Linked DNA regions of Homo sapiens: region 2 is linked to region 1. A link is a loop called in an ENCODE intact Hi-C map of the cell type or tissue named here. Cell type or tissue: heart left ventricle. All regions are shown on one strand.

Region 1 (2,500 bases):
AAATAACAAGAGTATTGCCCTTGCAGGGCTGCTGGCAGGATTAAATGAAACACTGCATGCAAAGCACCTGGCACAGTGGCTGGTACCTAGAAGACACTCGATACATATCACTTCCCCTTTCCCCTCATCCTTTTTCCTCCACTTCACCCTTTCTTAAAGGCTGGCATGGTATGGAGCATGGAAGTGGCCAAAGCAGACTCTAACCCAGACAGTCTGACTCCAGAGGGCAGTGGAGAAAGTTTGCAAGTGCTATTGTCAGGACAGTTACTTAGAAGGATTGTTTAGCTGAGTTGAGGGCCCCGCTGAGGTTGGAAACTATGACTTTCTGGTGGGACTAACCAACAAAGTGATGGGATTTTCTCCAGCAATGTTCCTCCATCTGGGCATAAGCACAGAGGAGGAAACTGTCAGTTAAATTTATCCAGACTTAGGATTTTGCCTCATGGATGCAGCAGAAAGACACAGGGCAAGGGAATTGGGGATATACGCAAGATTCTGAAAGCAAACAGACCTGACTTCAAATCTCATCTCTGCTGTGGGACTTTGGGTAAGTCACTCAACCTCTCTGAGCCTCAGTCACCTCATTAAAAGGAAAACCACAATAGTATCTTCCTCATAAAGTTATTGTGAGGATAACATGAGATTACTGAAATGATGTCATAAGATGGGTAGTATATGCCTGGCACATACATATTAGTTGTTATTCTTATCATCATCATCATCATGTTCCAGGATGGAGAGGGAAGGTAGTAAGGTGAAAGGGGCTGATGGGATGGAAGAAATGGATGGAGGGGGCTCAAAAAACTGGAGAGCCTCCTGAGGTAAAAAGAAGAGCGTTGAGGCCAGCCAGCAAGGTGTAGATGGTAGGGGGTTCTGACTGATGATGAAGCATGGTAAGGCTAGGATGAGAGTGTGTCCTGTACATGGATCACGGATGTCCAACTCACCCAGAATGATGTCAGGACTTGGGGTGGAGAAGAAGACAATGAGCCAGATGTCGAACTCTTCGTTGAATGTGGGGGTGGGGGGGGGTTGACCAGGAGGGGATGGTTATAAAGAAGCGTCAACGAGGAGAGAAGTAGCCAGATGGCATGAGAAGGAGGAGTTCTTGGCTGAGGACGGAGGACTAACAGCCTGGAAGCAAACAGGGGAAGCTAGAGCACAGACCCCACCTCCCAGCCCTAGGGTGCCTGTAGTGTGGGAGTGTGGACAGTGTCCACTAGAGGGCGCTGGTGGCAAAGCCGTGAGATCCGCCGTGGAGACTCAGGTTTCAGCACTTCCAGGCCCGGAGGTAGACAATAGTGCTCTGTAAAATTTATCCAGGGTGTAGGGGGAATTGTTTACTGCAAGGTGGGGGCTTCCAGAGGGTACTGAGAAGAGTGAGAGAGGGCGGTAGTGGGGAGGTGGATGAGTCGGGGTGGCAGGGATGGGAGCACTGAGCAGTATGAGGATGGTATGGGAGAGGACAGATGACGAGCAGGGAGGCTTAACGTTTGGGCTGTGGCCAAGAACTGGGGGATGTGAAGCCTGGTGGGATTAACTGTCCTCGGAATTCCAAACGGAGCTTTTTTTTCCCTTTACATCTTTTGTTTATTATAAAAGTAGCACATGCTAGTTTCAAACAACTCTAATTATTGCTCAAGGGAAAATCTACCTCTCCTATTCTACTCCCCAGTGTTGACAGTCTGTCTATCCTTCCAGTCTTTTCCTGTATGTGTAACATATAATACCCTTAACAAAAATCAGATCCTACTATACTTACTCTTCTGCAACTTGCTTTTATCACAATACTATATTGGAGATATCATTGCACATCAGTATTTAAAGATCTAGCTTGTCTTTATTTGTGGCTACATCGTCATTGTCATCATTATACTAGTAGTTGGAATAGTAATGTGTAGCAATTATTAAATGCTCTGTGCCAGGTCCTATCTGAATATTTCATATGAATTATCTCATTTACTCTTCACAACTTCATGAATTGTTACTTTTCCCATTTTACAGATGAGAAACGGCACAGAGAGGTTAGAAACTTGGTCGAAGTCACACAGCTCATAAAAGCTAGAGGAGGAAGTCAAACCTAGGCAGTCTAACCAAGGCTCAAACTCTTAATCATTAGCATAGTAATGCTTAGTATGTCATTATTGGGATGTATTATAAATGATTTAACCAGTCCTTCACCGAGGTCATTTAGTTTTTTCAATTTGCTCCTATTTACAAATAATGTTTAAATGAACATCCTTATACATGGAGCATTTTGCAAAGGTAAACTCCTAAGACAGGAATTGCTGACTCAAATAACATTTCCAGTTGCCCTCCAGATGTGCATCAAGAGTGAATGAGTGTGCTGTTTCACCAGATTCTCACAAACCCTGGGTTTTAGTGACCTTTTAAATTTTTGCCAATTTGAGAGGTAAAAGCTGACATCTGAATCATCTCAATATTGTTTTAATTTGCATTTCTTAATTATTACTGATTGGTGTTCCTTTTAATAGGGCAT
Region 2 (2,500 bases), 490 kb after region 1:
TCACTGTTCAATTATCTGCGGAAGGATTGCCTACTTTACAGATTAGCCATGGAGATTTTGAAGCCTGAGCCCTTTTCTTCTGACACTCAAGTTATCCCTGAATGCTGCCAGTCATTTACGCACACTGGAATGGGCACAGAGAGTACCGACTGATGGGACTCACGGCCAAAGCACACAACAGTTAGGAAAGCCAATCTACAGTGAAGATAATTCCAGAATCTATCCCAGATTCCATGCTTTCATGATCTCTGGCATAACAAATAAAAAGGAATCCACTGCTGGCAATTAATTAATGGAAGTTGGAAATAATTTGCTTAGGAGTATCTATGCAAATTTTGTGTCTAAAGTCTTCTTGAGTGATCCATAAACACAAACAATATCCATGGGACAAAAATTCTTTCCTTTTTCCAATTTACTTCATTTCTTTTTTTATTCCTTTCATCTTCAAACAACTATTTATTGAATGCCTTCTGTCCACCAGGCACCATGCTGGTCACTGAGCATAGAGAGGTGAATAAGACAGCCACTTCCCCTGTCTTCTGGAACAAGTGCAGGTTTGGCCAGATGCAGAGAAGGGAATTCATGAAATACAGCCTGTGACACATGTCTGGGCCTACAGAAGTTTCTCAATCCATACCTGTGGAGATGTCACCATATTCATGCCATAGCACAGTATGATGCTATGTAAGAAAAAGTACATGGGCCTTGGAATCAAATATGCTTCCACTTGAATCCTGGTTTGCCATTGCTGCATGTGTGATCTTGGGCAAATTATCTATTGTATTTAGGCTTCAGTTTCCTCATCTGTTTAAAATGGGGATTGTAGAAGTACCTACTTTATAGGAGTATGTGCTTGGCAGAGGGATTGGCACATAGTCCTTGGAAAACAGAAGTTTCCTTTCTGTTATCCCTCATAACCTGAAAGTGATACTACTTGCCCTCCATTCAGAATAATGCGCTTCTGGGATATATTTTAGTGGTGAAAATGGGTAATGCTAATCCCCTCATTATTCTTAATTCCTCTTTGCAGTTTTTGTTTTTTATGCTGGCCCTGGTTGCATTTAGCAAAAGTTCAAGACTGCCCAAGAGTTCAGATGAAATTGGTAATCCAGACTCCTAAGCGGCCCACCACCTGCTGCAGTGGCACATGCTCATGCCTAATGCCCAATTCTCCCATGTCAAGATGTACAGTAAGTCCTCACTAACAGCCTCGATAGGTTCTTGGAAACTTTATGTGAAACAATGTATAATGAAACCAACTTAAGTTTCTATAGCATATTTGTGGTCACAAAACATTGCCAAACTTCTAAATAAAGACCAAAACACTTCTAGTGGTAAACCCTGAAATAAATGTGAGCTATATACACATTTAAGAAAGATTAATAAAAACAAGGTAATTATTTTTTTTTAAAAAAAGAATCCTGTTCAGTGGTGCGCTAGAGCCAACTTGTACCAGCTCACAAGAGCCCACTGGGCACATCTCTTCCCAACTCTGTTCATAAACATTCTGTTGATAGCTTGAAATTGGCCATGATGGGAATATTGGCAAACATTACAAATCAAGGCTTCCCCCACCTTACCAACCTAAAAGAGCTGGTTGATAAACATCTACCAGCATGCCACTGCCTGGGAGTAGACAGATCTCACTAGGTGATCTGGTCTATTCCCTGCTTCAGGGCTGGGACTGGGGTGAGCAAGGAGGTGCCTCGGCTGCAAATTTTAAGGAGGCATTTACTCTGAGACCATGCAAATGTAGGCTCAGCACACTACCCTGAGAGCTTGCCCTATCCTAGTCCCTGCACTGCCCTGCCCTGTTTCCATATGATTATGCATTCAATTCAATCAATTTTATTGATAATCTACTATTTACCAGGTCTTTCTCCAGAAACAAACAAAATCCCTGGCTTTTGGAAGCTTACATTTTAATTGGAAAGGCAGGAATAAACATGATAAATAATTAAACTTGTAGTATCTTAGATAGGGTCAAGGGCCAAGGCAAAATATAAAGCAGGGAAGGAGATATAGGAAATGTTTTGAGGTACTGGGGTTGGAGAAAGCCTCACCGAAAAGTTATCTTTGAGTAAAGGCTTAAGGGGGTTAAGCAAATTAACGCTAATGGGGGCCAGGCATAGTGGCTCATGCCTGTAATCCCAGCATTTGGGAGGCCGAAGGGGGCGGATCACTTGAGGTCAGGAGTTTGAGACCAGCCTGGTCAACATGGCGAAACCCAATCTCTACTAAAAATACAAAAATTAGCTGGGCGTGGTGGTACATACCTGTAATCCCAGCTACTCGGGAGGCTGAGGCAGGAGAATCTCTTGAACCCGGGAGGCAGAGGTTGCAGGGAGCCGAGATCACATCACTGCACTCCAGCGTGGGTGACAGAGTGAGACATTCCATCTCAAAAAAAAAAGCAAAAGACAAAAAACAAATTAACAGTAATGGTCACTAATGGTTTTCTTCCATAGTTTAAGTGCTCTCTAGGAAAAGAGAGTTCACC

Evidence for each region. A loop is a pair of places that touch in the nucleus more often than their neighbours do. Peaks named below come from ENCODE experiments on the same cell type or tissue, not always from the same donor. Only the 100,000 strongest peaks of a DNase experiment are listed, where the experiment ranks them.
Region 2: it touches region 1 in a loop (3-fold over the local background); 19 of 110 quality-filtered maps call a loop at or near these places.

Annotation. Positions count from the first base shown.
Region 1 is chrX:110,412,047-110,414,546 of GRCh38, reverse strand. All of the region lies in intron 1 of RTL9 (retrotransposon Gag like 9), which reads right to left. It also overlaps a transcript of AMMECR1 not described here. Among named protein-coding and RNA genes, the nearest start is that of RTL9, 54 kb to the right of the region's middle. In heart left ventricle, a CTCF peak has its summit at 1,227 (motif pointing right); a DNase peak (open chromatin) is centred at 1,236.
Region 2 is chrX:109,923,946-109,926,445 of GRCh38, reverse strand. No RefSeq gene overlaps it. Among named protein-coding and RNA genes, the nearest start is that of TMEM164, 78 kb to the left of the region's middle. In heart left ventricle, no CTCF peak of the experiment used is centred here; no DNase peak of the experiment used is centred here; H3K27ac peaks cover 622 bases.